Linked DNA regions of Homo sapiens: region 2 is linked to region 1. The links are chromatin loops, found by intact Hi-C in ENCODE. Cell type or tissue: HepG2. All regions are shown on one strand. Each heading gives the region's core, and the rest is flanking DNA. Links, peaks and the distances in the headings are about the cores only.

What was found. Hi-C counts contacts between places; a loop is a spot of excess contacts. Peaks named below come from ENCODE experiments on the same cell type or tissue, not always from the same donor. Only the 100,000 strongest peaks of a DNase experiment are listed, where the experiment ranks them.
Region 2: a loop joins it to region 1, with 12 times the contacts of the local background. A loop is called at or near these places in 2 of 110 quality-filtered maps.

What each region holds. Positions count from the first base shown.
Region 1 is chr10:115,791,385-115,808,312 of GRCh38, reverse strand. The region is part of intron 27 of ATRNL1 (attractin like 1); the gene reads right to left. Among named protein-coding and RNA genes, the nearest start is that of SNORD158, 390 kb to the left of the region's middle. RefSeq lists an enhancer at 6,489-6,990. In HepG2, for the core only: a CTCF peak has its summit at 8,673 (motif pointing left); a DNase peak (open chromatin) is centred at 8,682.
Region 2 is chr10:116,117,621-116,125,620 of GRCh38, reverse strand. GFRA1 (GDNF family receptor alpha 1) reads left to right here. Exons shown (of 11, transcript NM_005264.8): 6 at 64-400. Among named protein-coding and RNA genes, the nearest start is that of SNORD158, 73 kb to the left of the region's middle. In HepG2, for the core only: a CTCF peak has its summit at 4,726 (motif pointing right); no DNase peak of the experiment used is centred there.

The DNA of each region.
Region 1 (16,928 bases), core at 4,616-12,615:
ATTCTACACTGAAAAAGACATCATTTGGACAAAGTCATTTATGTCATTTCCAACATGAAAACACGATAAATTTGCAACATCTTTCGAATAATGTCTTTCTCACTCCAGTCCACTTAAACCAGTACTAGAAAGGGGGAAAAACAGATAAATTTGTTACTAAATATATTTTAATCATTTTATTAACATTTGTTTCAATCACTTATTGTTACTTAATGAAAAATAATAGGTGAATAATACACACAGCGAAGATAAATCATATAAGATGGAATGATAAAAGGTAGTACTCTTCCAACTACCTTCTTCCCCACTTCACATACACACAAAAAGAACAAACCCCTGAAAACTAGGGAGGCTGTAATTGTAAGAGAAACCTTTAATTAACTCGGGAAATTAAAACCGACTTTTATAAGGCAGTCCTAGTAACAAGACACGCTCAGATGAGCACATAAACACATAATAAAGAACAAGAAGCTATTTCAGGTATGTCATTGACTAGGCAGCATTTACATGCAGTTCAAAGGAAGCTAGAACTAAAATTTGTTAACGCTATTAACTAGATAAACAATAGAGTCAAAGCAGTAGGCCTTAATTCTATCTTGTATTATATCTTTATTTCAGTGGCAATACATATTGATTGTAGAATGAACATAAGCATGACAATGAAAAGGCAACCACATTCTGAAAATCCTGCCACCCTTTCAATGTGGTTGAGGTGCAGATCTAAATGCGAGTAATTTCTGTGTTTCTTTTTATATCCTGGTCAATTGCTAACATTCTTCCAAATATTTTCTCAACAATTTCTGAAATCTCAGCAAGAGAAATCCTTTTACTCATGGGGTAAAATTATCAGACACTTGAATTTGGTACCCATAGTATTCACTTAAAAGTATATTGAGTAGGCCAAGTGAAATTGCTCACACCTATAATCCCAGCACTTTAGGGGCTGAGGCAGATGGACTGCTTGAGGCCAGGAGTTTGAGAACAGCCTGGCCAACATGATGAAGATCCGTCTCTGCTACAATTACAAAAATTAGCCAGGTGTGGTGACACACGCTTGTAATCCCAGCTACTCGGGAGGCTGAGGTATGAGAATCACTTGAACCCAGAAGGCAGAGTTTGCAGTGAGCTGAGATCATGCCACTACACCACTGCACTCCAGCCTGGGCAACAGAGCGAGACTCCATCTCAAAGAAAAAAAAAAAAAAAAGTACCTGAGTACAACGACATGCATTCATTGGAGTTCCTGGTAACTCACTTAAAAAGGACTCAGAAAAACAAAGCAAAATTTGCAAATATTTTAAAAACTTAAATTTGTCACCTTAAGATTTGACTCCAGAGGTTGCAGAAAGGGATAGCTAAAGTAAGATGATTTTTCTTAAATGTTAATACTGATGAAAAAACAGATGCTAATTGCTGTTAATGCCTGTGTAGTACTTTGTATATACCAGGTACTATGCATATTAACTAATTTAATCCTCATACGAACCCTATAAGTGTTATTATAATTTGCATCTTAAACATAAAGAGGTACAGCAGGTTAAGTAAATTGTTCAAAGTCTCATGCTAGTAATGGCAGAGCCAGATTTTAAACTCAGGCAGTCTGTTTCTAGAATTTACCTTCTTAACCATTAAACAACACTGATCTGACAAATTTCATATTCTAATCAATTAATTAATGTATATTATATGAAAGTTGATCATTTTTAGATGGCCCTGTTTCTTTGTCAAATTTGCCTTAAGAATTGAGAAGCTTTATAGAATTATAAAAAAAGGAAACCTGTGCAGTTTAATTTATTCTGATGAATTTTAGTGACTTGCAACTGTAGCATATATTTATTCTTGCCGGCCACCCCCTCTTTCATTTTATTAATTTCCTACAGGAAATTGCAAGTTAATAGAAAAAGCAGCACTGGAACTGCCTCACATCCTATAGTAATTAATTAAAGCAAAGTCTGGCTCAGTAACTTTGGATACTAAAAATATAGAGTTAAACAAAGCTGACTGCCTCTTGAAATGAAATTTCAACTTCAATAGTCTGTCTAAAAAATTTATGCATTAAAATCCACATCTTTCCTTAAAGAAATTCTCCACAAAATATTTAGTGAATACAGCAACTCAATATCTGACCGTTCCTCACTAAGACTTCAGAAGTAAAAGGAATCCAAGAAACACAGAAATAAATTACTGAAGTTTAAGTAAGTTCTTTTAAAGGCAGTTAGGCACATTATTCCACTATATTCCCATCTACAGGTTATTACCCACAATCAATAAAGCAAGAGACTGTATAAACTATCTTATTAATTTTATATAATGGTTAGTAAACTTTAAAATACTGTACTATAAAACTTTTAAATGTTTCTGATGGCTTTAGATCACACTAGATAATTTATCGTTTTATGTAGCATAAAGTGTTAGGTAAGTGGATACCATGCTGGGGAAAATGCACGTAATTTCTGAATGCAAAAATCTATTCCATTGTAGAGTTTTCTGACATGATTTAAGGTTATTATTGGGATGATTTTTAGAATCTAGGTCCATAAAAGTCCCTAAGTGACAAACATACCAGATACAACTTTTAGTCACACAGGCTGCCTACCTGTACTTGTATTATCTTCCCCATAACCCCCAACCCTAACCCTGGTTTCTTCTACAGCTGAAGAAACAGAACCCTGACAAGTTTAAGGTGCTTTTTGGTTCTGTGATACTACATAGAACTAAGCTCCCTGATGCTCTTCTCACTGAACTCTTAGTATAACAGAGTCAAGTAGGTGATGCTGTCATGGAGTGAAACAGATGGAAATAGTAGTAAATGTTTGATTTAATACAACTAAGATATGAGTGGTAGGAAGTTCCAATTTATGTAACCATTATTTTACGGGTTTATGAAAACTTACCTTACATAATTTTAAATGGTGACAGAGAGAGAATGGACCTGCAGAAGTGGGTAGCTCCAAGATGTAAAGAAATGTAAAAGTCATGGCATTGTTTACAAAAAAATGCAGCATCTTGAAGCCAACACAATTTGCTTTCACAAGTGAGTGAATCATCCAAGAATAACCTCCGAATGGCCTCTTTTGGGACAGGCAAAACTTCCCAATATCAAGGGAATAGAATGGACTAATAGGATTACAGATAAGTCACATTGGATTCTTGGGCTAAATAACCAAGGGGCTGCTTCTTCTACGATTAGGAGGTAGAATTAGGAGGGGAATGTTTGGGTGTAGAATTGTACCCCTTGAAAAATAACTCCTAGAATTTTACATATTTACCTAAGAGGCATGCTGTGCTGAACTCGATCTTCACCCACTCAATACACAAATGTAGCACATACACATAGTTTGCAAATTATTCTTTAGACTTAACGAAAATGTTGTTAGACTAACCTACAAAACTATAGACTAAACTATAACTTAGACTAATCTTCTTTAAAAGAAATTAAGATATATTCCCAAGAAGTTATAAAGAATACATTCTTTACATATGAAATAATAGTTCCAATTAACTCCCCTGTGATCTTAATATGTTTCCTACTTGGGAGAGGTATAGAGGAGAGGAAACCTACCTCCACTACGTGATGTTACAACCCACTGAAAGTCTTGGTTTTTATTTTAAGGATCCTTGAGCCTTTGTTGTTTGTGGTACGCATGTGTCTCCGTCAGTTCAGGCTATCATAACAATTTAGCATAAACTGGGCGGCTTAAACAACAAACGTTTATTTTTCACAGTTTTAGAGGCTGAAGAGACCAAGATCAAGGCACCAGTAGGTTCAGTGTCTTGCAAGGGCACTCATCCTACTTTGCACATGGCTGTCTTCTCATTGTACCCTCACGTGGCAAAGAGCAAAGAGCAGGAGCCAGGTCTCTGTCTCTATTAGTAAGGGCACTAATGCCATTTATGAGGGCCCCAACCTCATGACCTAACCACCTCCCAGAGGCCCTGATTCCTAATGCCATCACATTGAGGGTTAGGATTTCAACATATACACTGTAAAGGGACACAAACATTCAGGCCATAATAGCATGAATTCAAGTATTTTGTGTGTCCTGGGGAGATGTTAGTCAAATAGATAATCAAGAAAGTAAGTTTAAAAGGCAATGCATCAAAGTAGTTAAGAGCCCCAATTAGGGAGTAGTATACAAACCTGGATCTAAGTTCTGGATACTTTTTACTTGCTACATGTTTTGGACCTTCTATTTAACCTCTCTAAATGGAGTTTTGTTCCTTTCTGAAGTAATGATAACAGTTACTGTAAAAATTAAAGAAGATAATTATGTGACATTCTCATATGTACCTGGAATATAGTAAAAACTAATTAAATGTCAGTGGTATGAGTCAAAATCGTTCATTTACAATGCATAACAATTACTAATTATTAAACAGATGTACTGTAGTCCATAGATATCTCGTCATCTTTATGCGTATTGGCCAGGCCATGATCCCAAGTACCAAGGAGATGTTAATGAGTGCAGAAAAACACAAGACATGAAACTGGAATAAGTTAATATGTTCATAACAAAGTATACCCATTCTGACTTTGCAGTTAAAAGAGTTTATTTATATGTTAGTAACCATGGTTAAAATTTCCATAAAAGAAAAAAACATGGAAAAATGGCCTATAGTGAGAATTTCACTAGGATTCATTCTGTAGTAAGGAATGTACCGAATCAAAAAGATATATAAAAAGCCCATTTGCTTAAAATGTTAAAAAAAAAACACAAAAAAACCCAAACTTCTAAAACAAAAATTATGCAAGAATAAAGTTTCCTCCATATCTCTAATGGAAACTATACATCAGGAAAAACTAAAAATAGAATGTGATTCTATTTGTTCTCATTAACAGTTTACATAGTGATGTTTATCTGCAAGGTCACATAAAATCATAAATGTAGTCTATTTAAAAATGTAGTCCTTATTCATATTTCAGAAATGGCTTAATTTACCTTTTACTTTCATGACTGTTGTAAATTTGTGTTAATGCAATATATTATATCCTTCAGGAAAAAAACCACTTAAAAATATTAACATAAATTTTATTGAATGAGGATTTGAACCAAAATAATCTTGCCAAATTAATTTAGGTAAGTATACTAGGTAAATAAATCTGCACCCTTTTACTTCTAGAAAGCATTCCAAGCAATTTCAAGTCATTAAAAATACTTTCAGCTGCAGCATTTTGCCTTTTAGTGTGGTCTTAGTGGTTACATGACAGCATTTCTAGTACTGGCTGTGTGGCTTTTATTATGTCCTGATAGTAGCAGCATTTTAGAAAACTACAAAGAAAATGAAATTCAGGTGTAATTTTGGAACAAGTCTTCTAAAATTGTTAAATCAAAAATGACACAAATGTTGCAAGCTGTTGAAAATTCTAATTTCATATATTCTTTTTGCCTGTCAATGGGAAATGAACCCTTCCTAAAAGGACATGTAAAACAGGTAACAAATTGCAAAGGAGTAAGGAGCCCCTGGATAATATTCTGGAAAAGTTTTACTAATTTATCTGATTTGCTGATTTATGGATTAGCCTTATAGGCTTCTGACTTAATTTCTTTTAAGTTAACAAACGTCTCATATAGATGAATGTCATTTTGTTTCATATCTATTTAGACTAAAAGCCAAGTCCCACAAGGCAAGAGATAGTCAATTATTTTCATTTTATACTGTTATTATGAAATATTGCCATTTTAAAAATGTACTTCTGGAGAATGAGATTTGTTCACCAACATATTTTAAAGTGAATTTTAGGTGTCTAAATGCCAGAGAGAAAATAATGTAATCTCAAAACATAACTTCAAATGAATTGTATTTATAATGATTTTGTAATTTTTTCATTAAGTTTTCCCTCACAAAAATGATCAATTCTTTTTTTCCACTTCTGTGCTTACTATGACATGCTTCTGAGAGTTAGCATCCCTTCTTTTCAAATAAAAGTATGATGGACATATGGATTCTATATGATAGAGTGGAGAAACTTCCTCCCTGGGCAGAATCAGACCTTTAGTTTACTTTCATAAGTTTGAGAGGAAATGGCTTCAATCACTTGCCTGCTGAATGGTAGCTTTCCCAGAATATCAACAAAATCAGCTTTTTATAGCCTGTCATATGACAGAGCTGAGTTCATTGTTTACCACCATAGGGGAGACAGCTTCCTTGACATGGCCTTAGTAGTCTCTGGGAGGAGGAAGGCAAAGTCGGGATATTTAAGAGAATTTAGGTGTGTGTGTGTGGTGGTGGGGGGCGGAAGGTAGAAATTCTGTTTTTTTTTGTTTTGTGTGTGTGTGTGTGTGTGTGTGTTTCTTTTTTTTTTAAGGCAAGTTTTTCCATAGGGGAGCATTTGATTGTGTGTCAGTAATGCTGACACTAATGTCTTAACATTGGTTAAGACACTACATAATAATTTAAGTTTGGAAGACACACAAGCTGAAGGTTTCACAATGAATTTTGGAGCATAAACATTCATCTGATGCTAACTGTGAAAGTTGAATTATTTAATATTCCTTTAAATGAATTTTCAAAAAGTTTCTGAAAGGGACAAGAAAATCATTTGCTATTTTTATCTTCCAAGGCAAGAGTTTCTTGGAATAGTAAAATCATGTTGATGAAGACAGTAGGACAGTAAAGTCATGTTAACAAAGACAGCTAAAAAGTAAAGTCATGTTAATGTTGACACTAAGCTGTGTGAGTGTAGATCATTTTGGTTTGCAACCAATACAGTCCCAAACAATATTCCCCATCCACAAGTTAAATACTTACAGGGTTTAGAAAGTGAACAATGGTTAACCACATAATCTGCATTTCAAAGATAATAATACCCCAATATTTTTATTGCAAATAAAGGGCAGAATGGTTAAGTACAGTTGGAAGCAAAATAATTTGCTGAAATTTCAGAACTTTTTATACTAGTAGTTTTAGTTTTCTCTTCCTCTCACTGATCTTTACTCTCTTTCTCTCCTTACTTGTTTCCTCTGTGGCAAGGTACCCTATTCCACCTTAAGTGGAATAAAGATTTTCAAGTGGCCATAAAGATTGTAGTTCCTAGTGGACTCATATTTCCTCAAGGTCAAAACAGGCAATCATTTAAAGTCAGACGAGACAGGGGGTTAACTAGTATACCATTATCAGAGGTCTGAGTCACTAATGAACGGAAAATACAGGGTGTTAAAGCAAGACAGGAAGGGTTATCCTCACCAAAGAAAAGGAACAGACTAGGACTACAGATGGGCAAGCCTGTGTTTAGGTGCAGACAATGACTAGGAAGACAAAAACTTTTCCATTTAGTTCAATGACTGGAAGATGGGGATGTGAACCTGTTTCTGAAGACAGGCCTGAGAAGAAGACCTGTATTTTCCTTAGAGAATAACAAGTTACAGTTTTCACCTGCTCTGACTGCTACAACACAGTGTCATAGACTGGGGTGGCTTAACCAACAGACATTTATTTCTTGTAGTTCCGGAGGCTGGGAAGTCCTAGATCAGGGAACCTGTGTGGCTAGGTTCTGGTGATGACTCTCCTCCTGGCTTGCAGATGGCTGCCTTCTTGCTGTGTCCTCACATGACAGAAAGAGAGAGAGAAAACTCACCCTCATGACCTCATCTAAACCTAATTACCTTCCTGAAGCCCCACTTCTTAATACCATCACATTGGGGGTTAGGGCTTCAAGCTATGCATTTCGTAGGGACACAAAAACTCAGTCCATTAATGGTCATGGTAGGAGCCTCTGGTGCAGGAGATAAGCAGGGCAGGTGCAGAGATAAAGGACAGGCTAGAAGCAACTCTTTCCTGCGGGGGAATCAGACCTCTGGGGTTGAAAAAAACAGATGGTAACATACTTCATTTACTTTTCTGTCAAACATATCTTTCTCCCCTTCTCTTTCTGTTTCTTTCCCTACTTTTCTTCTCCACTGTCTCTTTCCTTCCTTTCTTTGATCATTAAATTGAAGTATAGCAGAAATATGACAAGTATGGCATTAGAGTGAGACAGGCTTGAATGTAATTCTTAGGTCTGTCACCTGTCACTTAGCTGTACAAGGCACAGCTCTTGGGCAAGAGACATTTCTTTTCTTAGCATCAGATTCTTCTTCTTTTTTTTTTTTTTGAGATGGAGTTTTGCTCTTGTTGCCCAGTCTGGAGTGCAATGGAGCCATCTTGGCAACTTCAACCTCCATCTCGTGGGGTTCAAGCGATTCTCCTGCCTCAGCTTCCTGAGTAGATGGGATTACAGGCACGCACCACCACGTCCAGCTAATTTTGTATTTTTAGTAGAGACAGGGTTTCTCCATGTTGGTCAGGCTGGTCTTGAACTCCTGACCTCGGGTGATCCACCCGCCTCGGCCTCCCAAAGTGCTGGGATTATAGGTGCGAGCCACCATGCCCAGCTCAGATTCTTTACTAAAAGAAGAAAAGTATCAGTACCCATTACCATACAGGTTACTGTGAGCATTAGAGATAAAGCCTGTAAAGTGGCTGGCAGAGTATCTGATATTGAAAGATTTTTAGAAAATGATACAACAAAACTGCCATAATGCAATAAGTAGTGCCCCAGAAATTCAGCTGTGTAAAATGTAGGGTTGTGTTATTATGAGATTAGCTAAATGGCCAAGGTGAGCCTGTGCAACTGGACATCTGGAAGTTCTGAGTCTATTTGATGCAAATTTCACCTACCCTGGGCTGAAGTTCGGCACCACCTAGTGGTGACTGCTCTAACATAAAAATTGATGGGCAGAATTCTGGGGCCTGGCTGGGACTTCTGGGAGAGCAACTGTGATTCCAGGAATCTCTTCGTTAATTGGTGAATGTTTTGTTGGCCTGATCCAGAGAGAATGGGCTGGGAGAATACTGGGAACTAACCCCCACCTCTCTGTTTCCTGAAATAGGATTGTCTGATTTTTCCCTGTCCAGCATCCCCATGAGGGAGAGGCCTCTATGTTCCCTTCTCCTTCCTGAGAAAAGGAATCAGGTAGAGGAGAAAAAGCTGCTTTCCAATCATTCCATGTTTCAATTCAAGCTATTCTAATTTGCATTATTGCCAGGTGTGTTATTGTAGAATTTACTACCATTACAATTAATAATATGAGTTGCATTAATAACGTTAAATTCAACAAGCATGTATTAAGTCCATATTGTGTGCAAAGCAAAGAGACAGGTATTATAAATGTAAAGATAAATAAGACAGGATCTCCGACGTAAAGAAAGCTTATTACTGGTGTCTCACGCCTGTAATCCCAGTACTTTGGAAGGCTGAGGTGGGCGGAACACGAGGTCAGGAGTTCAAGACCAGCCCGGCCAACATAGTGAAATCCCATCTCTGCTAAAAATTAAAAAATTAGCCAGGCATGGTGGCACGTGCCTGTCGTCCCAGCTACTGGGGAGGCTGAGGCAGGAGAATCACTTGAGCCCAGGAAGCGGAGGTTGTGGTGAGCTGAGATCGCGCCACTGCACTCCAGCTTGGTCAACAGAGCGAGGCTCCGACTCAAAAAAAAAAAAAAGAAAAAAGAAAAAAAAGAAAAAAAAAGCAACCTCATTACTTGGTGGACAGAGAGATATTTAAGTAAAACTGAAACCAAGTAAGTAGTTTATTCTAATTGGAGAGATCAAGAAACATTTCAAGAAGAACTCCATTGGAGTTGAAATTGGAATGAAAAGTTAGCCCTCAAGTTCTGAGACTGAACAAATATCCTCCAGGATGAGCAAAGGCATGGAGGTGTAGATGAGCAGGTGATGGTCTGTAACAGGACAAAACCAGTTTAGTCAGCATATGGGGCAGATCATTTTATGGCATTTCTGAACATAACATAGGGTCCCATACTTCTGCATTTTGGTATGGTGCATGAAAGCCACACAATGGGTCTTCTGAGTAAGAACACACAGTCAGTTATGTTTGAGACTTGAGCTCCAGCAGTGCTGAGGGCAACAGGCAGTGGTATGGGGAGCAGAGAGCTTTGAGGCAGGAAGTTAGAAGCCTCCTGTAACAGGTGAGAGAGCAGGAATCTCACCTAGGCTAACTAAATTTGGAAAAGAGAAGGTGGAACAAATTCCAGAAACAAGATTAGTGATGTGGGGAAAGGTAGGTGGGGTGTGGAGTAAAAAGAAGTCTCTGAGAGGCTGGGCGCGGTGGCTCCTGCCTGTAATCCCAGCACTTGGGGAGGCCGAGGTGGGCGGATCACAAGGTCAGGAGATCGAGACCATCCTGGCTAACACGGTGAAACCCCGTCTCTACGAAAAATACAAAAAATTAGCCGGGCGTGGTGGCAGGTGCCTGTAGACCCAGCTACTCAGGAGGCTGAGGCAGGAGAATGGCGTGAACCCGGGAGGCAGAGCTTGCAGTGAGCGGAGATCGTGCCACTGCACTGCAGCCTGGGCAACAGAGCGAGACTCCGTCTCAAAAAAAGAAAAAAAAAGGTCTCTGAGAAAATTAGACTGTCTCACTGAAGTATTTGCAACATTGACTGAGAAGAATTTGCATTTGCTCCTGCCACTGCCTGCAACATCTCAGCCCAGATAGCCCTATGGCTGGCTCCTGTACTTCTCCCAGATCTTTGCTTGAATGTCATCTTCTTAGTGAAGGCTTTCCTAACCTACTTCAAATTGGAGCCCATTTCTATCCACTACACTGAGTACTCCAAACCCCACTTTCCTGCTTTGTTTATTGATTGTCAAAGGGTTTATCACTACCTAACAGATACTACACACACGTGCACACATACAATTTTTTTTTTAACTGAGTCTTCTGCTGACATGTACATTCCATGATGCAGGGACTTTTTGTCTGTTTTGTTCATTCTAATATCCCCAGTGTCAGTCCAAAAATTGGCAGAAGAAGCCTTGCAGTTGGTGGGCTGTGGATGCCTGCACCCCAGCCCTTCCTTCTGCCCCAGGTGAGCCTTCAGGTGCCTATAAAAGTTGATACCTGCTTGGTGAGTATCCCAGTGCCTGAGTGTAAAATTAAATTGCAAATTAAAAAACACTATTCGAAAGGCCAGGAGAGAGACCACGGAAGAAAGGAAAAGGTGTCATATTTTAGGACTTTTAAAGGCCTATTTTTCCTACTTTTTGAACAAGAGGCCCTGCATTTTCATTTTGTACTGGGCCCCACAAATTATGTTGCTGGCCTGAGTTGTCTAATAACTACATTTTGAATAAATGAACAAACTTCCCAGAAAAGACACAAATAAAAGCTTGTTCCTGCCATTAACAGGAACTAAAAGTCAAGGTCCCTATATTTTAGAATAAAGCCTTTATGTTTGTTATTCCTATGTAATGCTTCAGTCCAAATATCATTTAATTATCTTTTTGTTTATTACATTTCTTGGAGGAGCTATAAGGTTGAAACTATATGGAAACTAATTCACTTGCCTATATTATGAAAATGGAAGAAAGAAGGCATAATTCTGATCAATGATTTTTGATACTAATTAAGAATAAAAGCTCTACATCTAATGAACATTGCTCTTTTTAAGTTTATGATTTCAAAATAAATCAATAGATTTAATTTATATTGTTAGCAAATTGTATATAGAAGGGTTAGCCCCCATGAAAAGGCTTCATTTTGTTACATTTTTTCAGAAAGATCCTCTTTGGAGGACAACTGGCCAAACTGCTTATGATTTACTTTCCTTTCGAAAATAATGCTCAAAGGGTTTGACTGAGATCACTGATAAGAGCCAAAGACTGGAATTGCTTAAGTTCTCAGCTTTCCACTTGAATGAGGTTAATTTAACAAGCATTTATTGCACTGCTACCTACCTCTATGAATCAGATACTTTGTTAAGAACTGAGAATAAAAAGATGGAAAAAATGTGGTTCCTTCGGCCATGAACTTCAGTCCAGTGGGTGAGAAAGATGTGTTAAGTTAAAATATTGCATGAGCTTTTCCCCTTCCCCTTCCCTTTTGCTTCCTTTTGCTTACCTGTTTCAACAATTTAGTCCTAAAGCCATTAGGGGCAGCAGAGCAAGGTAGGTGTCCAGATTAGGTGGGAAGGGGAAACCATGGTGTGCCAGAACACGCATCAGAGCCCCATTGGGGTGAGGAGGTACATGTGAAGGAGGGCAGACGTGGCATCAGAACATGAGTGGGGTGGAAAAGGCAACCGCATATGGCAGTTGCCTGTTTTAAAGCTGTCCCAAGCAGGGTGATGACGGCATCTCCACAGAGAGGCAGCCTGGCATGAAGTGTCTGAGAGCCAGCAGAGTGCAGCATGTTGTGGCCCATGTGGGGATCCAAAGCCTGAGTGAGGTGAGATGTGTGTGCATTCAGGGGACAACTCTGCACAGGGATTTGGAGTTCAGGTGCCCAGGCAGAGTGAGGAGGGAAGCTAGATGTGGGAGTGATCTGGCACTCAGCACAAGGGCATTAGCAGGATAAGGAGGGATCCGTGTGGGGCAGAAGCCAGCCCAGCATGGGTTTTGGAGATTGAATGGGGGATGATATGGTTTGGCTCTGTGTCCCCACCCAAATCTCACGTTGAATTGTGATCCCGAGTGTTGAAGGTGGGGCCTGGTGGGAGGTGATTGGATCATGGGGGTGGTTTCCAGTGGTTTAGCACTTCGCACCATCCCTCTAGTGCTGTCTCATGATAGAGTTTGCAAGAGATCTGGTTGTTTCAAAGCATTTAGCACCTCCTCTTTTGCTGTCTCTCTCCCTCTCCTGCCAGCCATGTAATGATGCACTTGCTTCCCCTTAGCCTTCCACCATGATTGTAAGTTTCCTGAGGTCTCCCCAGAAGCAGAAGCCTGTATAGCACACAGAACCATGAGCCAATTAAACTTCTTTTCTTTATAAATTACGCAGTCTCAGGTATGTCTTTATAGCAGTGTGAGAACGGACTAATACATGGGAGACTGGAATCTGCACTGGGGATGGGAGGAAAGCTGAGACCAGGAGACTGGTCACATAAAAGGAGGCTTTATTTTTGACTCAATACATTAAGGATAATGGAAACCGGGTTCATCACCTAATTAGGTAAAGGAGTTATAAATATGGGAACAGATAAATGAACCTTGGATTCTGGATCAGAATTTTAGCCATTTATATAAACTCATGGTGTTCAGTATATAGACAGAGAAATAAATATACATGTAAATGTATATATACATAGCTATGTTTTCCAGCTCTGTCTACAGAGAGGCCTGGAAGCAGCAATACCTCAATAGCAATGAGCACACCTAATGTCAGATTGTGGCTTCTAAATACCATTTTCCACTAAAAGAAACCAGGACTTTCTGGAGAAATCACTGAGGCATAGAAAGTACAAGATGAGACTGGAATATCTTGTGCCAGAAAGTAAAGAAATGCTCAAAGAATATAGAGACTTTTCAAAAGGACACAGAAGCCATCTTAAAGGGGCCTCTCAGATCTGGGACAATTTGAGCATCAAAATAATGATAGTAACAGATTATTATTCAGTGAATAAAATAGGAAGGTGTCATATAAATAAGGAAATATTAAATTGAAAGTTTGATAAGGAATGGGAGGTTTACATAGTTTAATAGTGTTTCCCATAAAGAACTTATTAATTGTACAAAGGAAAATAATAATTTTATATTGAAGAAAACACTACCTTATGCAAATGATTAAAGCAAACATCATCAGCAATGCACAAGATGACATTGTGCACATCCCAATAGGATGCAATGAAAAGAATATAGAATCACTTTTGCTGAAGTGAATATCACCACTAAAGATTACATTACCTGGATGTAATCATGAGGAAACACTGAACAAATCCAAATTGAGGGACATTCTAAAATCCATTATAAAATAATTATTCAAAATTATCAAGCCCATGAAAGTCAAGGAAAGACTGTGAAACTGTTGTATACTGAGGAAACTAAATGCAACGCATGATTCTAAACTAGATTCTTTTGCTATAATTTTGCTGTAAATGGAAAAATTGCTGTAACTTGAATGGAGTCAGGATTAGGTGGTAGTCGTACATCAGTGTTAATTTCTCCATTTTGATGGCTACATTGTGGTTATGTGGAAAATGTTCCTTTTTTAGGAGATATACATCAAAGTATTAGGAGATAAAAGGGTGTCAGGTGGCAAATTACTCTGAAATGGTATGAGGAAAAAAATTCTTTATATATACTTGTAAATACTTTTTTGTAAATTTGTGATTGTTTAAAAACAGGCATGCATACTGTGTCACAAGGCCTGAGTTTTCTTGTGCATGCAAAGTAGAGCAAATGTTAATCCCAAATCCAAATAGTCCGACTTCTTTAGGATTGTCTCATAAACCGTTTGATGCACACTTGTCTACTTGTTCAACACTGGCTGAGAGCCAATAACTTTATGATCAATATCATTATGACATTGTTGTCTTCCATCAATAAAGCTTTGTTTTTCTAAGTAGCTGTACTGAGATTTAATTCACATACCATAAAATCAACATGTTTAGAGTGGATGCACATAGTTCATTGATTTTTAGTATAATCACAGAATTGTGCAACCATTGTTGTCATGTAATTATAGAACATTTTCATCACCCACCACAAAGAAAAATCCCACACTCATTGGGATTATCAATCAGTCATTCCTCATTTGCACCCTTATTCATCGTAGTTTTAAAACTTAATTCAGTTTCTATTGGTCCAAGGTGTGATGGTACATAAATATAGTGGGTAGTCAATAAATATTTGATGAATGAATCAATTGCCAACTAATTGGTATTACAGCTATTCGACTGGCATCTTTATGGTTCTTTCTCATCTGCTACTTTCCATGTTTTTATTAAAACCAAAGTGGTCCTCAAGCATCGTTATTATTAAACTAAATGAAGCTTTCAGCTTCGTTCAAAGTTATTTTATAAAATCCATGGTATTAATATTAACTTTATTGTGGTTTAATATAGATAATGAGCTACTATTATATGAATATATTTTGGAAAGTGTTGAGGCTGCTTTAACACAGATAATAATCATCAGCATATCTGAACTTACAACCTTTGCCAGATGGGCAACCTACCATCATTTTCTATGATGAGAGACTACATAAAATTCTTCACATGCCAGATAAGTTTATTACATGATTGAGTTGAAGTTGAATATATAAAAGAAGACATTTCTTCAAATATAACCTTATGACCAAAAATCAGTAGGGCACAGATAATGACTAACCATACAATTATTAAAAATACTATATTTTATTTTCATTGAAGTCTTGCAACAAGACTTTCTTTTCATAATCAGTTCAGTGCCGAACCCTTAAAAATGGTGAAATTATTATTTTGTGGTAGTGATGAAAAAATGTTTAAGCCTCTTCTTTAAAGCATCTCCTTAAAGTTTTACTACTTATATGGAAAAAATCATTTGTATATTTGTATTCTTCCAAATACTACTTATTCTAAATATCTGGCAATAACATGTCTCTCAAAGAACTGGATCAGTCTGCCACTGAAGCTAGGTACCCTCTAGAAAGAATGATTTTTTTTTCAAACTGAAAATAGATATTTCAGTTATATTTTTAGAAGTAGAGTTCTGTGTATATTTTTGCCTATTTGAACTTAACCGTATTGAGCAGAGGATATAATAATTTTAGCTATCAGTTAAAAACCTGTTCTTTGAATGAAGAAATAAATGAAAAATGCTGAAGCTAATAAATGAAAAAACTAAAGAAAAACTTATATTTTTTTCATATAACATTTTGAATATCCTTTATCAAAAGAGCTTCTAGACTATCTATGGATAATTTACTGCTCCACAACTTTTGTTTCTGGTAAAATGCAGCCAATGTAGAGAAAAGGCAGAACACTGATAAAATGCTACAAAAGAAGTTAATTTAGATATATACTGCTACACTTACTGCATACTGTTTTAGATAAGTAAAACGGCAATATTCTCAACAGAAGATTTAGATGCTACACCCAATATATGTTGATAGTGTAGTGATTGCCCAATCTAAGAATTCATTTCAGGGGCCAGTGACACAGTGATTACAGCTATTGTAGAACTCAGATTATAGCTGAATGATACATCTAGTTCTAACAACATAAAAAGAAAATGAGTACAGTTCTCTGGACTCTGTAGCGTACAAAAGAAAGGTGGACATTGTTCCACTGAAAATTCTGTAGAATAGAATAATAGCTAACTTCAACTAGATGAGGATGAAGGATACTTGCAAATAGGCAGCAGTCCCAATGATGATAAAGTTTCATTTGCATAACCTCTGATTACTCATTTTGATTGTATATGAAATGATTGAGCACATTATCAAAACAAAGTGAGATCATCTGTGAAGCAGTATGCTTGCTGAAATCTTTGGAATAAATCTAAATGGAAATTGTACATGGGATAACTGTAAGCAAAGCAAAGTCACTCTGAGGATTGTACCAGAGAACAAAAAGTTTGGCTGTCCAGATAAGCATGAGGTTTTCTGTTACTAGAATAGGTAACAAATAGCAGAAACTCTATAACTATTTAAATTTGTTTCAGGAATGAAAGAAATTACCTATTTTCATTAAAATTTGATTACCTTGGTCAGTTGATTCTGACTCATATCAAAAGTGAAGACTGTCCTGTTAAGAGAATTGGAGAAGAATCTAAACATCTAGTAGTGGTATGCCAAACTAGGGAAGAAAGGTTGGAAAGAGATGGAAGGTTGGGGGTGAAATAGACAGAGTTAAGAGAGCTGGTGAAGGAAGAGTCAAGTTGCTTGGGCTGAGAATAAGTTTTGGAGTATTCTGGAATAGGTCTAGGAACTCATCTATATACAAAGAGTGCCAGATATCTTAGTCTGTTGTTTTAACTAGAATAAATGACTAAAGTCTGTATTATTATTCACAAATATACATAATTGATAAAATAATAAGAAAACATATGGGAATGACTATCATAAAAGTTGAAACAGTGGTTACCTTTCCGAACACCCAGGGAGCTTCTTATTTCTTAACCTGGGTGGTGATTAGACAGGTGTTTGCTTACCCAGGTGTTTGTTC
Region 2 (8,000 bases), core at 1-8,000, 320 kb before region 1:
CAGAGTAGGTGAGAACACAGAGCCGAGCACTGTGACCATGCCTGTCTTTCTCTGCATTTGCAGTGGAGCACATTCCCAAAGGGAACAACTGCCTGGATGCAGCGAAGGCCTGCAACCTCGACGACATTTGCAAGAAGTACAGGTCGGCGTACATCACCCCGTGCACCACCAGCGTGTCCAACGATGTCTGCAACCGCCGCAAGTGCCACAAGGCCCTCCGGCAGTTCTTTGACAAGGTCCCGGCCAAGCACAGCTACGGAATGCTCTTCTGCTCCTGCCGGGACATCGCCTGCACAGAGCGGAGGCGACAGACCATCGTGCCTGTGTGCTCCTATGAAGAGAGGGAGAAGCCCAACTGTTTGAATTTGCAGGACTCCTGCAAGACGAATTACATCTGCAGGTAAGTGGGCACTGGCAGCTGGTGATTAATGAGGTGACAGGGAAAGTCTTGGCGGCTGCTTCGGCTGCCAAGCTCCCTTTTCTGTGCTTCTACCAAGGTAGAGGAGGGAGGGGAGCCCAGTCCATTTGAATGGATTGGCAAAAATCTGACCTCTGTGTCTGCCACGGGGTTCTTCAGAAGCTATTCAGGCCTCCCTGCTGGGGAAAGTTCCCATCTTTAACCTGAGAATGCTTTGAGGGATGCTGGAATGAGGTAAAATACCACTGCCTTTCCTGGATACCTCTCAGGTGAGAGGGTCACCTGGGGTGAGGTGACCTTAAGGCACACACCTGCTGCTCAAGTCCTGAGGGCTGCCAGTGATTAAGTCGAGAGGAGCTGGCTGGAGCTTTGGAGGCTTTTGACCTTCAGGGGCAGAAACTTGGAAGAGACCAGTGAGAGGGACTGAGCAGTGTCCAGCCTTGGGGAGAACTTTGAATGCCTGGGTCTGTTCTGGACTGTTCTGTCGCTGTGAAGAGGTCACCTTCCCACTTAGCTCATCTCCCAGATCTCAGCCTCCACCAGAAACCTGCTGAGCCTGGATGATGTTGTTGAAAGCATTCACTTCTTTTTGCTTTTTGGCCATTTCTGAATTTACTTTGATATCTGAAGGAGTCCATGAATACATTTTCTGTGTTTAAAAAAGAAAAAACTGGCCGGGTGTGGTGGCTCACGCCTGAAATCTCAGCATTTTGGGAGGCTGAGGCGGGTGGATCACCTGAGGTCAGGAGTTTGAGACCAGCCTGGCCAACATGGCAAAACCCCATCTCTAGTAAAAATACAAAAAATTAGCCGGGCATGGTGGCAGGCGCCTGTAATCCCAGCTACTTAGGAGGCTGAGACAGGAGAATCGCTTGAACCTGGGAGGTGGAGGTTGCAGTGAGGCGAGATGGCACCACTGCACTCCAGCCTGGGCGACAAGAGTGAAAATCTGTCTTAAAAAAAAAAAGAAGAAGAAGAAGAAGAAAAGAAAAACCACAGGCCTGGCGCGGTGGCTCACACCTGTAATCCCAACGCTTTGGGAGGCTGAGGCAGGCAGATCGCTTGAGGTCGGGAGTTCGAGACCTGCCTGGCCAACATGGTGAAACCCTGCCTCTACTAAAAATACAAACAATAGCCAGGCGTGGTAGTGCATGCCTTTGGTCCCAGCTACTCAGGAGGCTGAGGCAGGAGAATTGCTTGAACCTGGGAAGTGAAGGTTGCAGTGAGCAGAGATCATGCCACTGACCTACAGCCTGGGTGAGTGAGACCCTGTCTCAAAACAAACAAACCAACAAACATAAACCACAAACAGCAATATAGACGTAGGTAGAGTGAAAAGATAAAGTTACCCTTCACTCTGCTCCCATTCACCCCCAAGCTTCAGGCAGTCACTGTTAACCATTTCATGTGTGTCCTTCCCAGAACTTAGTGTTGAATTCAATTGCTGATCGAAGCAGGTAGATTTGGGGTATCATATTGAAAAACAGCTGTACTTTGTCCCCAGGTAGAAGCCCTCAATATATGCTAAGCCAGTGGACAAGCAGATGGGTTTATGACCATGTACTTGTTTCCTATTGGTTCCCCGTTTCTAAAAAGCCAAGAGCAGAAAAAATAATGTCTGTGATGTTGAAGATTCTGAGTTTCTGTTCAACTTAAGTTTTATTCTGGTAGAATGGGAACCCACTCTTTCCTTAAACCAGCTGTAATAATGACCAAAGAAAACTGTAAGTCCTTGTCATCTGTATAACCCTCTCATGCTGAAGACTTTTTGGGAGTAATGTTTCTCCTCCTTTCTAAAAAAAGTTGGAAGCAAGTGACCTGCTGTATGAGGAAGGACTCGGATGACCAAGCGTCTTATGAACTGAGTTTGCATCTTGGGAAGAAACAGGTGTTCCAGCAATGCAATACAAGGACCCTTCCTCACTTCCAAGCCCCTGTTTCATTGAGGCCCTCTTAGCTGTGGGCTAGGAGCAGGGATGGGTGTGCCAGAAGGGTCCTGAGAAAGAGGCAGAGCCTCAGCAAGCCAGGAACCTGGGGAAGCCAATCAATTAGGGTGTCGAAGCACCCTCTGCTGAAGATGAATAAAATGAATGCAGCCAAGAAGCTGTAGGGAGCTTTGCTCGGGGTCCAGCGATGGGATGGAGCAGAGATCCTGAAGATCTCTGGATGTGAAACTCCAATTCCTGGCCCCCTGTAGTCTCTAAGCAGAAGGGATCCCCATTCTGGGAGTAGGACTGGATTTCTAGGGTCTTACTTGGCTTAATGCCAGACAGCTCCTCCCTGTCTCTATAATAAGATGTGATCTTGTCCACTGATGGGTCCAAGCCAGGAGACCTGGGCTTTTGTTCCTGCCTCAAGATGGGAAGCTGTATGGGGTAGAAATGGAGCTGTGGATGAGTCTTCCATCTATTGAACGATGGCTGGGAGGTGGGAGAGGTGGTGGTGATGGAGCCTTTCCTTCCTGTTCTCCCAGGTTTATCTTACACAAGATGGCCAGAGAAGGTCTGAGACCTCCCCCACACATATTGAGAAAGCCCATATTGAGCAGATAATTTGCATTCTCTGGCTTGTTCTTCTAAAAAGAGAGTATCCTTTGAGGGTTGGTGAGAATTCATTAGATCAAATTGCTTTCCTGCTAAGCTGTAGTGAGAATAGCTGGGAGTTGAGAACTTAGAGGGCTCTGGGGGAGGCGATGGGAGGAACCTGCAGATAACAGGATGGTTTAGGTGATGTCTAGGGCCTCAGGCTGAGGAAGGAACAAGTTTCAGGAACTGTTTGTGACATCCCTGATAGCAGGGAGTGGACTCAGCTGACGGCACAGAAATGTACAACAGGAAGCAGACAGCCCTTGTCTATGTATTGACTTTGCCCGATCTTCCTGGAGTGGACAGCAGCCACCATGCAGTGGGGTGAAGGATCCCTGGGCTGGATGGTGGGACTAGTGGCGTGTCTGTGCTGCTGCCACGTTTCTGGCTCTGGGAGAAGCTCAGAGGCTGTTTAGGAATCCAGATCTAGACTGTCCTGGGGCCCTACCCAGTGAAATTTGTCTCAGTGTGATTGATGGGTTTTATACACTGTCTTGAGCCTTTCCTGGGAAGGTGAATCCGTGACTTCCCTGGTGTTACCCATTGTCAAGTGATTTAGCCCATAATTTCTTTCCAGAGCCTGGATTTATTACTCATGATTACCCCCTCCCTCTCAGAGGTGCTAAATATAATTTGAGCTGCTAGGTTGGCTAGCAGTGTTTGCTTCCATCAGATTTTATTACTCTTGTCTTTAATTTTATGCCTTTTATCCCATCCCTTCTCAATCCATCTCTGTGAGGCCGTTGTTGTTCTACCCAGAGTAGCAGCTGGTACTAGCTGGAGCTGGAGGTTCTTTGGGTCTCACATTACAGTTGCTATAACCCTAACCTCACCACTGATGTGATGACTTGAGGTCTCATTTGAATAGCCCCAAAGGGAAGGGATGGCAAGAGGGAAACTTGCTTCCTAAAAACCATATTCTTCGAAAGCTCACACTTTCAAATGCTCCATTTCCATCTTAACATCAGCAACCATCAAAGAGCTGTTCAAGCTCATTAAAAGCTCCCTGAATTTAATATTTTCCAACTCAGGGCCTACAGGTTTCCTTCCCCAGGGTCCGACAGTGCCTCTGCACAGAACCTGTCTCTCTTCCGCCTCATGCCTTCAAACAGATGGGAAGCAACATTAGCTTTTCCGTTTGACTTTGTTTTCCTTTTTCCTTTTCCATTTTAGGGAAGCTGACAGATTCCTTTCCCCTTGAGGTAGTTGGGGAGAGTCAGAGCCTGACTGTTTGGGCCTCCAAGCTTGTCTACAGAAAAGCAAATGCAGAGGTATTATTAGAAGGGTGTGATGGAATTTCAAAGCCTCACAGTCTTCCCCCGAAGCAGTGCCTCCCCTGCCAGGTTTCCTCTGGTTGCTTTTCTTAGTGCCTGGAAGGATGTCAGGACTGGTTTGGGCCGAATGGAAGCATAACCTTTTGTGCCTGATGCAAATCTGTGTAATTTAAACTTATACTTTCCCTCCTGTCTGAGCGCTGGCTCAGGTGCCACAAATATGTTCCTCTCTCTTTACTGTTTTAATTAACAGCTCAGGTACCTCAGCTATTCTTCATTACCAGGCGGTCCAGCACCTTCCCCTTGGGCATGCTCCCTCATGTTTCCATCGAAGAACCACAGAGGTAGACTCCAAAACGCCTTCTGCTTCCAGTGCCAAGCAAAGAGGGACCCCCAAGCCTGCGAAGCCGCCCGCTTGCCGGTAGCTTTAGCTGCTGCCACATGGGGTCGCTGTTGAGAAAAAACTCAGGGTGTGCTTGGTGGTTTAGTGGCCTTGCCCTTCTGGGGCATTCAGCACGTGCAGCAGAGCTGCTGCATCCTTGGGTGGCTGAGTGACAACACCTAGTTTATACTCACCTATGCAGCCATTGTTTCCAAAGCATGACATTTTGCTCTGGGGAGCTACATCCTAAGGGGTTCCAATCAGGGCCAGCCCTCCACCTTGAACACCAGTAGTCCACGCTCTACGTTTTCTGGCAGTATGTTACTAGGTAGAATTGAATGCTTCTCTTTTTTCTTTTATTTAATTATTATTTTTTAGAGACAGAGTCTCATTCTGTTACCTAGGCTGGAGTGCAGTGTTGCAGTTGAGGCTCTCTGTAGCCTCTAACTCCTGGGCTCTAGCGATCCCCTCATCTCAGCCTCCCATGTAGCTGGGACTACAGGTGCATGCTACCATGCCTGGCTAATTTCTTTTAATTAATTAATTAATTATTTTTAGAGACAGGGTCTTGCTATGTTGCCCAGGCCGCTCTTGGGCTCCTGGCCTGGAGTGATCCTCCTGCCTCAGCCTCCCAAGAGTTGGAAATTGAATGTTACATTTGCATTCCTCTTTGCCAACAGTGCTGGGTCAAGGGTATCTCACTCCTTTTAGAAAGATTCTGATAATGCTGAACCTCAAAAGGAAATTGGTCAGCGGCTCTATGTCCTCAGTCCCCAAGGTTCTCTTGACCCTGCTGGAGATATGATACACTTGTTCTTCCTGGTGTCCAACTCTCTGTCCCCGTAGTCTCCAAGAGTGGTGGCTTTGATGAAATCACCATATATGGTTCTACCATTCCCCAGGGATCAAGGACCCTATCATTGTATCTTGGAGGCCTGGGGGATTTTTAGCAGAACCAAGAAGGCCTCCCTTGGCACAGCTCCAGGAGAACAGCACATGCAATTTCCAAAATTCTGCCCTTGTCAGCCCCACATTTGCCACACTGGGGGTGACCCCGTGACACTTAGAGGAAATGTAATGTTGTTAGTTGGTCGATCAGGCAACTGGGGAACGTGTCATAAAACCATGCAGCGAATTTCTGCTCCCATAATTTATTTGGTCTGACAGTGTTAGTGCACCTTTAAAAGGTGAGAAATGTGTTTCGTTTGCCTGGAATGAGACCCCCTTCACACAATAAACTGTGGATCTTAGAGATCAAGGACATCCTCTACTGTTTGGGCTTAAATTCCTGAGTCAAAAACTGGATCCCACATCACTATATCCGGGCTTGCCTTGACATGCAGCAAGCGCAGGAGAAAATGGCTCAGAGGATAATTAATGCCTAAAACTAGATGGGTAGATTAATTTGGCACTTAATTTTATTTTACGCTGATTCATTCACAAATGGAAATCAGCAATTAGACAATGCAAACTTTTGAACCATGGAAAGAAAGTTTCTAGAATATGAGAAAATACAAGTAAAACATTTTCCAGTTCATTTGAGCAGTTTTCATTTCAAATGATTACATGGGTGTCTTTAGCAATGCATTCGGAGTGCTGAATGGCTCGTTTTTAATATGCCCCACCTGCACGAGCTGCCTGCTACCCTGTCTGCTCTGGGGGCCGCTGGACTCCTATGTGCCTACAGCAGATTCATCAAGACCCTGAGAGAAGGGCAAGCAGGTTCTCTGACATCTGCTGCTGCCCACCCTGGTGTTCTTTGACTCCATCCCATGGGGAGGGGCACCTTCCTGCTGGCTCTTCCAGAGTGCCCCTTCTGCCTGCGCCACCTCCTGATGTGCATGTGTGGCCCTTCAGCTCCACTCAGCAGCAGCAGAGCTCTATCAGCTCGGGCTCTCAGAGGTAACCTGAGCCCTGGACCAGGCAGGAGCCAGCTATGACCTGCCCAGCTATGACCTGCCTTCTCTCTCATTCATTATCTCTCTGTTGGCAGAGGTGGGTGTGAAGCCATTTGTCTGCCCCTGCTGGAGCCTGTCCCTGTCTAGTTTTACTCCCTGTTCTCCCTCTCTCCAGCTGGTCCCCTCCCTGCATCTGCCCAAGCTCAGGGTCTCTGCCTCGTTTTCCTCAGCACGTCTTTCTTCACCTGCCCAAGTCCTACCAATCACTTTTTCCACTCTTGGCTCAGAGAGAGAAAAAAGCAGGGACTCCTTGTCTTTGCATTTGCATATTGTGTTGATCATTGTGGACAGATGGACTCATGGCACCAGACCATCTTTTATCGTCTTCGAGTGTGAATGCGGATGGAAAAGGAATGGAATGGAATCCACCTAGGAGGCCCAAACAGAGAGCCTGTATTTCTTTGGGGAAGCAGTGTCACAGCAGAGGGTCTCAGGAGCCATGTTCAGATCAGGCCTTGGTGGACAAGGAGCAGGGAAGTGAAGCAGAAGAAGGGGAGCTTAGTTTGGAGGGGACACAGTGGTTGAGGTGGGAAGAAGGGGCCTTGGGGACTGTCATGGCGTCAGAGGAAGAAAACTCGGTGCCATAGAAAGGCAAGATATTGGGGCCTCCTGTGTCAGAGGGGTGCTGGATTTTATCCATCAAAGGTTTAGGAGAGCATCAGAGAGCTCCCAGGTGGGAGCAACATGGAGGCAGAGTTGGAGTGGTAGAGATAGTGGCTGCGATCAAGTTAGGAAGCTCTTGCAGTTGACCCATGAGAAGCGATGAGCGCAGAGTCCCACAAGAACAGGACAGGAATTTGGGAGACCCACTGGACACCATGGAGGGTACTGACTAAATCTTTACTGAATGAATACATTTAAAACATGACTAAATCTCAGAGAAGGGGCTGGGATATAGGGGTGGGGTTACAATCATTCACATAGAGGTTGTTGTTAAAGATGCTTGGTAAGATTTGTTCCTCTAGAGAAAGTGGGTGAGAAGAGAAATGGACCAAAGGCTGAATCTCGGGAGCACCAGGTGTGTGGTGGAGGTGTCTGAAGAGGACTTAGAAGTTGGAGAGTTGGAGAACCCAGCAAAGGGCCTTGAAAAGCCAAAGGGGAACAGAGTCTTAGGAAGAAAAGGGAGATGGTCATTGGTGTCAATCACTCAGAGAACAGAGGAGAACTCAGAGGGACACAATTTAGTACATAGGAAGTATATCCGTCCATCTGTTTCTCCGCCCATTTCTCTCTCCTTCCATTTATCCATTCAGTTTTCCATTCATCCATCTGTCCATCATCCATCTATTCATACCTTTGTTCCTCTCTCCATCAATCTATCTCTACTTCCATCCCCCATCCCACCATCTATCCATCCATTAATCCATCCACTCATCCATTTAT